Linked DNA regions of Homo sapiens: region 1 is linked to region 2. Evidence: read pairs that join two places in POLR2A ChIA-PET (ENCODE). Cell type or tissue: B cell. All regions are shown on one strand. Each heading gives the region's core, and the rest is flanking DNA. Links, peaks and the distances in the headings are about the cores only. Region 1 has its middle 12 kb from the start of NOTCH3. Region 2 overlaps LOC124904643 (a long non-coding RNA gene).

Region 1 (5,367 bases), core at 206-5,205, 140 kb before region 2:
TAGCACACCTGTAATCTCAGAACTTTGGGAGGCTGAGGCAGAAGGATCACTTGAGCTCAGAGTTTGAGACCAGACTGGGCCACATAGTGAGACTCTGTCTCTACAAAAAAAGAAAAGAAAGAATTAGCTGGGTGTGGTGGTGTGCACCTGTTGTCCCAGCTACTCAGGGGGCTGAGGCAGGAGGATCACCTGAGCCTAGAGTTCGAGACCAGCCTGGGTAGCACAGTGAGACCCCATACACCTGTAGTCCCAGCTATGTGGGCGTCTGAGGCAGGAGGATCACCTGAGCCTAGGAGTTCCAGACTGCAGGGAGCCATGGTCGAGTCGCACCACTGCACTGCAGCCTGGCCAACAGAGTGACCTTATTAAAAAAAAAAAAAAGGAAGAAAAAGAAAAAAAATGAACCTGGGTCTCAGTGACTCCCGGCCACATGGAGTACAGGGGCGGGGTAGGGGTTGGGCAGAGGAATAACAGAAGTTGCCTAAGAAGGGGCACACACTGACTCACGGTGACTGTGCTGAGTCAAGAGGCCCATGGGGACAGGCACAGATCTAGTCCTGCGTCATGCCTACCACCCAGGAAGGAAATCCAAGGCCCTCAGTCCTGCATTTGGGCCCCTTGGGCCGGGACTGACCCTCTCCTTCCTAACCCTCCCCACCAAACCCCCAGCAAAAACAACAAACAAAAAACCATTGTCACACCATGTCAAACCCCAGATGCAACCAGCAGGCCTTGTGCTCCCATGGTCTTTGCCTGGGTGCTTCCCTCTGCCTGAGACACCCAGCTGCACAGAAACACCCTTTTGCTTCCTCCCCAAGCAGGAACTCACAGCCAGTGTGACCTCTTCAAAAATTCATTTTCTTCCAGCTAGAGGGAATGTTCTGCTGTTTCTCACACAGTTCTCACACAGGCCACCCCTTTGCCCATGCCGCTCTCTTTATTTTTTTCTTTTCTTTTCTTTTTTTTTTTTTTTTTTGAGACAGAGTTTCGCTCTTGTCACCCAGGCTGGAGTGCAGTAGTGGTGTGACCTCGGCTCACTGCAGCCTCCACCTCCCAGGTTCAAGTGATTCTCCGGCCTCAGCCTCCCATGGAATTACAGGGGCGGGCCACCACACCCGGCTAATTTTTGTATTTTTAGTAGAGATGGGGTTTCACCATGTTGGCCAGGCTGGTCTCGAACTCCTGACCTCAAGTGATCCGCCCGCCTCAGCCTTCCAAAGTGCTGGGATTACAGGCGTGAGCCACCACGCCTGGCCTGCTCTCTTTCTTTCTTTCTATTTATTTATTTACTTATTTTTAATAGAGACAGGGTCTCGTTCTATAGGCCAGGCTGGAGTGCAGTGGCGTGAACACAGCTCACTGCAGCCTTGACCTCCCAGGCTTAAGTGATCCTCCCACCTTGGCCTCCCGAGTAGTTGGAATTACAGGTGCTCAGCACCACACCCTGCTTATTTTTGTATTTTTTGTAGCGATGAGTGTCTCGCTATGTTGCCCAGGCTGGTCTCAAACTCCAGAGCTTGAGCGATCCTCCTGCTCTTGGCCTCCCAAAGTGCTGGGATTCCAGGCCTGAGCCACTGTGCCTGGCCCCTTATTTCTATTTCTGGTTACCTCCTATCCATTCTTCAGGGATACCACTCCGGGAAGTCCTCCCTGTCCCTCAGTCTGCGCTGCTCTCTCCCCGACACCCCCGCTCTCCCGGTGCCCTTTTTCTCCATGGCTCAGCCTTGTTCACAAGGGGTTGGGGGTGTCTGTACCCTGGTTTGTCCCCTATTTAAAGACTAAGGGCTGGCTGGGCACAGGGGCTCATGCCTGTCATCCCAACACTTTGAGAGGACGAGGGGGGTGGGTCACCTGAGGACAGGCATTTCAGACCAGCCTGGGTAACATGGTAAAACCCTGTGTCTACAAAAAACACAAAAATTAGCTGGGCATGCTGGTGCATACCTGTAGTCCCAGCAATTCAGAAGACTGAGGTGGGAGGATTGCTTGATCCTGGGAGGTGGAGGTTGCAGTGAGCTGAGATCGTGCCCCTGCACTCCAGCCTGGGTGACAGACTGAGACCCTGTCTCAAAACAAAAACAAAAAACAAACAAACAAAGGACTGAGGGCTCCTTGGGGGTTAGACAGAGGATGAGGCTTCTTGAGGGTCCCAGCATCCCCCAGCATGGAGTGAGCAAAAAGCAGGTGACGTAGGACGGTTTGGTGACTCAGGAAGGGGCTGAAGGAGCTGGGAAGCCCAGCCCAGAAGAGCCACTTCAGGGCCGGGCGAGGTGGCTCACGCCTGTAATCCCAGCACTTTGGGAGGCCAAGGTGGGCAGATCACGAGGTCAGGAGATCGAGACCATCCTGGCTAACATGGTGAAACCCCATCTCTACTAAAAATACAAAAAATTAGCCGGGCGTGGTGGCAGGTGCCTGTAGTCCCAGCTACTCGGGAGGCTGAGGCAGGAGAATCACTTGAACCCAGAAGGTGGAGGTTGCAGTGACCCAAGATCGCACCACTGCACTCCAGCCTGGTGACAGAGTGAGACCCTGTCCCCCGAAAAAAAAGCCACTTAGCCACTTCAGGGGCCTCAAACCACTCTGTTCAGTATAATTTTGCAGGCGGGGGTGGTCTATGGTTCCACAGAAGGGTCTAGGGATTGAGGGGCAAAGTTAGGGCCCTCAAGGAAAGGCCAGCTCCTCCCTTGGCCCATCTGAGAAGGGGCTTTCTTTCTTTTTTTTCTTTATTTTATTTATTTATTTATTTATTTTGAGACAGAATGTCATTCTGTCACCCAGGCTAGGCTGCAGTGGCTCGATCTCGGCTCACTGAAACCTCCGCCTCCGGTGTTCAAGCGATTGAGAAAGGGCTTTCTGCTGGAATGGATGCTGTAGGAGGTGCTGAGCTCCTCATCACTAGGAGCAACCAAGGACCCTGGACACACATTTCACTAGGCAGGAAGTTCAGAGTCTGTGACTGCTGATACAGCACACCCTGATCTGTGGGAGAGGGGGAAGTAACGGTGAAAACCCAGGCAGAGGACTTCACGGGGGAATACAGACTAAAAGAAGAAAGACCCGGCCAGGAGCGGTGGCTCATGCCTGTAATCCCAGCACTTGGGGAGGCTGAGACGTGCGGATCACTTGAGGTCAGGAGTTCGAGACCAGCCTGGCCAATATGGTGAAACCCCATCTCTACTAAAAATACAAAAATTAGTCAGGCTTGGTGGCAGACGCCTGTAATCCCAGCTACTTGGGAGGCTGAGGCAGGAGAATCACTTGAGGCAGGAGAATCATCCCTGCAACCCAGGAGGCAGAGGTTGCAGTGAGCCGAGATCGCACCACTGCACTCCAGCCTGGGCAACAGAGCAAGACTCTATCTCAAGAAAAAAAGAAAAAGACCCCGCCGGGTGCAGTGGCTCAAGCCTGTAATCCCAGCACTTTGGGAGGCCGAGGTGGGCGGATCACAAGGTCAGGAGATTGAGACCATCCTGGTTAACATGGTGAAACCCCGACTCTACTAAAAATACAAAAGAAATTAGCCGGGTGTGGTGACGGGCGCCTGTAGTCTCAGCTACTTGGGAGGCTGAGGCAGGAGAATGGCGTGAACCTGGGAGGTGGAGCTTGCAGTGAGCAGAGATTGTGCCACTGCACTCCAGCCTGGGAGACAGAGCGAGACTCCATCTCAAAAAAAAAAAAAAAAGAAGAAGAAGAAAGACCCATCTACAAAGCACCCGCTCAGCCGAAGATGGGGTCTCAGCTGCGGGTTCCTGCCACTGCCCTCCAGCCACGGTGGTGGGACCCACCCAAGGTGTCCAGATCCCTAGGGGACTGGGCAGTCGGAGCAACCCTTCCCATGGCCTTGCAGCTGCGGCCGCACAGTTCCCAACATGGTGGGGGTGGGCTTGAGCCCCCTCCCCGGCCCCTGCTGGCTGCCTTGGCTGGGGACTGCATTTCTCCTCCATGAGCTCAGTCCCTGGGGACGCGGGACCTGGGGCCAGGCCAAGACACAGCTGCCGGCCCGCTGACCGGGAACCTGAGAATGTGCCCTTGGCTTCTCCTCTTGGGACTACAGTCCCGCCCTCTGCGCGGAAGCTGGGGCCAGGTTCTCGAGCCAGGCAGTGGGCTGTGGGAGCCTAGTGAGAACCAGCAGGAGTGAGGGCAATTGAGTGTGGGCCTTCGGCAAGTGTGGGGAGGCTGGACCCAGCCATGTCCCCTGGACACTGCTTCCCTGGGACACTCCGATGCTTGAAACTTCCATGGCTCCCCATTGCCTGAAGTGACACAATTCCTCCCCACCTCATCAGCTTCATCTCCCTGCCTCTCAGCCTTGTCAGCCTTTGCATGCAGAGTTCCCACTGGTAGGAAAATGCTTCTCATACTACAAAGGCTCCTTTCCCCTGGCTGCTCACTCTGAACCTCCAGCTCTTCTCACCTTCATTCAGTCATTCAACAAACATTTACTGGACACCTACTTGGTGCCAGGCCTTATTGTAGACAGAGGTGACCCAAGACAGAGCCAGTTCCTGCCCTGAGAAGGGAAGCAGACAAGAAACAAATAGGCAAACAAGAACCATCAAGGTTGAGTGCAGTGGCTCACGCCTGTAATCCCAGCACTTTGGGAGGCCAAGGAAGGAGGATCACTTGAGTCCAGGAGTTCAGAACCAGCCTGGTCAACATAGCGAGACCCCACCTGTCTCTTCAGAAGAAAAAAAAAAATTTTTTTTTGAGATAGAGTCTCGCTCTGTCACTAGGCTAGAGTGCAGTGGCACCATCTCCACTCACTGCAACCTCCACCTCCCGGATCCAAGTGATTCTCCTGCCTCAGCCTCCTGAGTAGCTGGGATTACAGGCATGCGCCACCACGTCTGGCTAGTTTTTTTTTTTTTTGTATTTTTAGTAGAGACAGGGTTTCACCATGTTGGTCACGCTGGTCTCGAACTCCTGAGCTCGTGATCCACCTGCCTCGGCCTCCCAAACTGCTGGGATTACAGGCATGAGCCACCATGCCTGGCCTAAGAAAATTTTTTAAATTAGCCAGGCATAGGTGGTGCATGCCTGTAGACCCATCTACTCCCGAGGCTAAGGCAGGAGGATCACTTGAGCCCAGAGTTTGAGGCTGCAGAGAGCTATGATTGTGCCATTGCACTTCAGCCTGGGCAAAAGAGCAAGACCCTGTCTTAAAAAAATAATAATAAAGAGGCTGGGTGTGATGGCTCATGCCTGTAATCCCAGCACTTTGGGAGGCTGAGTTGGGTGGATCACCTGAGGTCAGGAATTCGAGACCAGTCTGGGTCAACATGGTGAAACCTCATCTCTACTAAAAATACAAAAATTAGCCGAGCACGGTGGCAGGTGCCTGTAATCCCAGCTACTCAGGAGGCT
Region 2 (5,367 bases), core at 199-5,198:
GCGTGAGCCACCGCACCCGGCCCAAAATTTTTAATTAAAAATGTTTTAAATAGGCTGGGTTCAGTGGCTTTCACCTGTAATCCCAGCACTTTGGGAAGCCGAGGCGGGCTGATCACTTGGTATCAGGAGTTTAAGACCAGCCTGGCCAACATGGTGAAACCCTGTCACTACTAAAAATACAAAAATTAGCTGGGTGTGGTGGCATGCACCAGTAATCCCAGCTACTCAGACGTTGAGGCAGGAGAATCGCTTGAACCCGGGAGGCTGAGGTTACAGTGAGCCAAGATCACACCATTGCACTCCAGCCTGGGCAACAGAATGAGGCTGCGTCTCAAAAAAAAAAAAAAATTTATGGTAGCTCACACCTGTAATCCTACCACTTTGGGAGGCCGGGGTGGGTGGATCACGAGGTCAAGAGTTCAAGACCAGCCTGGCCAACATGGTGAAACCCCGTCTCTACTAAAAATACAAAAGTTAGCTGGGCATGGTGGTGTGCGCCTGTAATCTCAGCTACTCGGGAGGCTAAGGCGAAGAATTGCTTAACTGGGACCCAGGAGGCAGAGGTTGCAGTGAACCAAGATTATGCTGGCACTGCACTCCAACCTGGGCTGCAGAGCAAGACTCTGTCTCAAAAAAAAAATTTTTTTAGTCCGGGCACGGTGGCTCACCCCCGAAATCCCAGCACTTTGGGAGGCTGAGGGCAGATCATGAGGTGAAGAGATCGAGACCATCTGGCCAACATGGTGAAACCCTGTCTCTATTAAAAATAGAAAAATTTGCTGGGCGTGCGCCTGTAGTCCCAGCTACTTTGGAGGCTGAGGCAGGAGTATCGTTTGAACCCGGGAGGCGGAGGTTGCAGTGAGCCCAGATTGCACCATTGCACTCCAGCCTGGCGACAGGGCAAGATTCTGTCTCAAAAAAAAAACAAACGAAAGAAATGTTAAAACTTCATTTTACAATAGCATCAAACATATAAAAAATACTTAGGAACAAAAGAGGTCCAAGCCTGGGCACGGTGGCTCACGCCTGTAATTCCAGGACTTTGGGAGGCTGAAGCGGGTGGATCACAGGGTCAAGAGATCGAGACCATCCTTGCCAACATGGCGAAACCCCATCTCTACTAAAAATACAAAAATCAGCTGGGTGGGTACAGTGGCACACGCCTGTAGTCCCAGCTACTCAGGAGACGGAGGCAGGAGAATGGCTTGAACCTGGGAGGCCAAGGTTGCAGCGAGCTGAGATCGCACCACTGCACTCCAGCCTGGTGACAGCGCGACTCCGTCTCAAAAAAAAAAAAAAAAAAAGGCAATATTACCTCAGTTGATCTGTAGATTTCCTGTCTGATATCTCTGTCAGAGTACCAGCTGGGTTTGACAAGATGACCCTAAAGTCCATATAAAAACTCAAGGGCTGGGGCCAGGTGCAGTGGCTCACGCCTGTAATCCAAGCACTTTGGGAGGCCGAGGTGGGCGGATCACCTGAGGTCAGGAGTTCAAAACCTGCCTGACCAATATGGCAAAACGCCATCTCTACTAAAAATAACAAAAATTAGCTGGTTGTGGTAGCACGTGCCTGTAATCCCAGCTACTCTGGGGGTTGAGGCAGGGGAATCGCTTGAACGTGGGAGGTGGAGGTTGCAGTGAGCTGAGATCGCGCCACTGCACTCCGCATTGTTGACAGAGCGAGACTCTGTCTCAAAAAAAAAAAAAAAAAAGGCCTGGTGCGGTGGCTCACACCTGTAATCCAAGCACTTTGGGAGGCCAAGGCGGGTGGACCACGAGGCCAGGAGATCGAGACCATCCTCACTAACACAGTGAAACCCCGTCTCTACTAAAAATACAAAAAATTAGTGGGGTGTGGTGGCAGGCACCTGTAGTCCCAGCTATTCGGGAGACTGAGGAAGGAGAATGGCGTGAACCTGGGAGGCGGAGCTTGCAGTGAGCCGAGATCACGTCACTGCACTCCAGCTTGGGCAACAGAGAGAGACTCCGTCTCAAAAAAAACAAAAAACAAAAAACAGGGACACAGAATAACCAAAACAATCTTGAAAAAGAGGAACAAAGTCGGAGGAGTCACAGTTCCTTATTTATTTTATTTATTCATGTTTTTATTGTTATTGAGATGGAGTCTCACTCTGTCGCCCAGGCTGGAGTGCAGTGGTGCAAGCTCAGCTCAGTACAACCTCCGCCTCCCAGGTTCAAGTGATTGTTCTGCCTCAGCCTCCCAAGTAGCCGGGATTATATGCATGCGCCACCACACCTGGCTAATTTTTATATTTTTAGTAGAGATAGGGTTTCGCCATGTTGGGTGTTGGCCAGGCTGATCTCAAACTCCTGACCTCAGGGGATCCACCTGCCTTGACCTCTCAAAGTGTTGGGATTACAGGCGTGAGCCACTGCACCTGAGCTTGTATTTATTCATCTATTTTATTTATTTATTTATTTGAGATGGAGTCTGGCTCTGTCACCCAGGCTAAAGTGCAGTGGCACGATCTCAGCTCACTGGAACCTCTGCCTCCCAGTTCAAGCAATTCTCTGCCTCAGCCTCCCAAATAACTGGGATTACAGGTGCCTACCACCATGCCCAGCTAATTTTTTTGTATTTTTAGTAGAGACGGGGTGTCACCATCTTGGCCAGGCAGGTCTTGAACTCCTGATCTCATGATCCACCCGCCTTGGCCTCCCAAAGTGCTGGGATTACAGGCGTGAGCCACCATGCCCAGCCTATTTATTTTTCTTGAACACAGTCTCTGTCACTCAGGCTAGAGTGCAGTGGCATGATCTCAGTTCACTGCAACCTCTACCTCCCAGGCTCAGGTGATACTCTCACCTCAGTGTCTCCACTAACTGGAACTTCAGGTGCCCACCACCATGCCCAGCTAATTTTTTGTATTTTTGGTAGAGAAGAGGTTTCACCATGTTGCCCATGCTGGTCCCCAACTCCTGAGCTCAGGTGATCCACCTGCCTCGGCCTCGCAAAGTGCTGGGATTACTGGCATGAGCCACTGTGCCTGGCCGACTTTGAGTTATTTATTATTTTAATTTAATTTTTGAGGCAGAGTGTCGTCACTTTGTTGCCCAGGCTGGGTGGATTACAGGTGGCACGGTATCAGCTCACTGCACCCTCCACCTCCTAGGCTCAAACGATCCTCCCACCTCAGCCTCCCAAGTAGCTGGGATTACAGGTGCATGTCACCATGTCCAGCTAATTTTTTTTGTTGTTGTTGTTGAGACAGAGTTTCACTCTTGTTGCCCAGGCTGGAGTGCAATGGCATGATCTCGGCTCACTGCAACCTCTGCCTCCCTCCTGGGTCCAAGCGATTCTCCTGCTTCAGCCTCTAGAGTAGCTGCGATTACAGGTGCGCACCACATGCCCAGCTAATTTTTTGTATTTTTAGTAGAGACAGGGTTTCACCATGTTGGCCAGGCTGGTCTCGAACTCCTGACCTCAGGTGATCCACCCATCTCGCCCTCCCAAAGTAAATGGGATTACAGGCGTGAGCTACCGCTCCTGGCCTGTCCAGGTGATTTTTATATTTTTAGTAGAGATGAAGTTTCACCATGTTGGCCAGGCTGGTCTCTAACTCCTGGCCTTACCTGATCTGCCTGCCTCAGCCTCCCAAAGTGTTGGGATTATGGGCATGAACCGCTGCCTGACTTTAAATCTTACTTCAAAGCACAGTGACATAAGGATAGATACGTAGAATAGAATAGAGCTGACAGTCCAGAAGTAAACCATGTAGTTATATGGTCAACTAACTTTTGACAAGGGTATCAAGACCATTCATTGGGGGAAAGAACAGTCTCTTCAACAAATACTGTTGAGACAACGCGATAAGCCACATGGAGTGAAGTTGGACCCTTACCTTACACGTATATAAAAATTAACTTGGCCAGAGGCAGTGGCTCACGCCTATAATCCCAGCACTTTGGAAGGCCGAGGCAGGAGGATCACTTGACATCAGGAGTTCGAGACCAACTTGGCCAACATGATGAAACCCTGTCTCTACTAAAAATACAAAAAGTAGCCAGGCGTGGTGGCACAATTTTGTAATCCCAGCTACTCGGGAGGCTAAGGCGTGAGAATCACTTGAACTGAGGAGGCAGAGGCTGCAGTGAGCTGAGACTGCGCCACTGCACTCCAGCCTGGACAAGAGAATGAGATTCCATCTCAAAAAAAAAAAAAAAAAAAAAAAATTGGCCGGGCGCGGTGGCTCACGCTTGTAATCCCAGCACTTTGGGGAGGCCGAGGCAGGCGGATCACGAGGTCAGGAGATCAAGACCATCCTGGCTAACAAGGCGAAACTCCGTCTCTACTAAAAAATACAAAAAAATTAGCTGGGCGTGGTGGCGGGCGCCAGTAGTCCCAGCTACTCGGGAGGCTGAGGCAGGAGAATGGTGTGAACCCGGGAGGCTGAGCTTGCAGTGAGCTGAGATCGCGCCACTGCACTCCAGCCTGGGCGACAGAGCCAGACTCCGTCTCAAAACAAAACAAAACAAAACAAACAAAAATTAAAATGAACTACAGACCTAAATATGAGCTAACATTATTAAATTATTGGAATAAAACATAGAAGTAATTTTTTTTTTTTGAGATGGAGTCTCACTCTTGTTGCCCAGGATGGAGTGCAATGGCATGACCTCGGCTCACTGCAACCTCCGCCTCCTGGGTTCAAGAAATTCTCCTGCCTCAGCCTTCTGAGTAGCTGGGATTACAGGCACCTGCCACCACACCTGGCTAATTTTTTGTATTTTTAGTAGAGACGGGGTTTCACCATGTTGGCTAGGCTGGTCTCTAACTCCTGACATCAGGTGATCCACCCGCCTCAGCCTCCCAAAGTGCTGGGATTACAGGCATGAGCCACAACGCCCGGCTTACAAGACTTTTTTTTCCAGATGGAATCTCGCTCTGTTGGCTCAGGCTGGAGTGCAGTGGCGTGATCTCAGCTCACTTCAACCTCCACCTCCCAGGTTCAAGCGATTCTCCTGCCTCAGCTTCCCGAGTAGCTGGGATTACAGGCATCTGCCACCATGCCTAGCTAATTTTTATATTTTTAGTAGAGACGGGGTTTCACCATGCTGGCCAGGCTGGTCTTGAACTCCTGACCTCAGACCATCCACCTGCCTTGGCCTCCCAAAGTGCTGGGACTACAGGCATGAGCCACCATGCCTGGCTACAAGGCTTTTAAAAATTAGCTGGGCATAGTGGTGCACTCCTGTAGTCCCAGCTAATCAAGAGGCTGAAGTGGGAGGATCACTTGAAACCAGGATTTGGAGGCCGCAGTGAGCTGCTGTGGTGCCACCGCACTCCAGCCTGGGCAACAGTGAGATCCTGCCTGTAAAACCAACAACAACAACAACAGAATTA

Evidence for each region. ChIA-PET counts read pairs that join two places held together with the same protein. Peaks named below come from ENCODE experiments on the same cell type or tissue, not always from the same donor. Only the 100,000 strongest peaks of a DNase experiment are listed, where the experiment ranks them.
Region 1: POLR2A ChIA-PET joins it to region 2 with 6 read pairs; 6 of 35 experiments call an interaction of 5 or more read pairs at or near these places.

What each region holds. Positions count from the first base shown.
Region 1 is chr19:15,209,937-15,215,303 of GRCh38, forward strand. No RefSeq gene overlaps it. Among named protein-coding and RNA genes, the nearest start is that of NOTCH3, 12 kb to the left of the region's middle. In B cell, for the core only: no CTCF peak of the experiment used is centred there; no DNase peak of the experiment used is centred there.
Region 2 is chr19:15,347,133-15,352,499 of GRCh38, forward strand. All of the region lies in intron 3 of LOC124904643 (a long non-coding RNA gene), which reads left to right. Among named protein-coding and RNA genes, the nearest start is that of BRD4, 17 kb to the left of the region's middle. In B cell, for the core only: no CTCF peak of the experiment used is centred there; a DNase peak (open chromatin) is centred at 2,085; H3K27ac peaks cover 549 bases.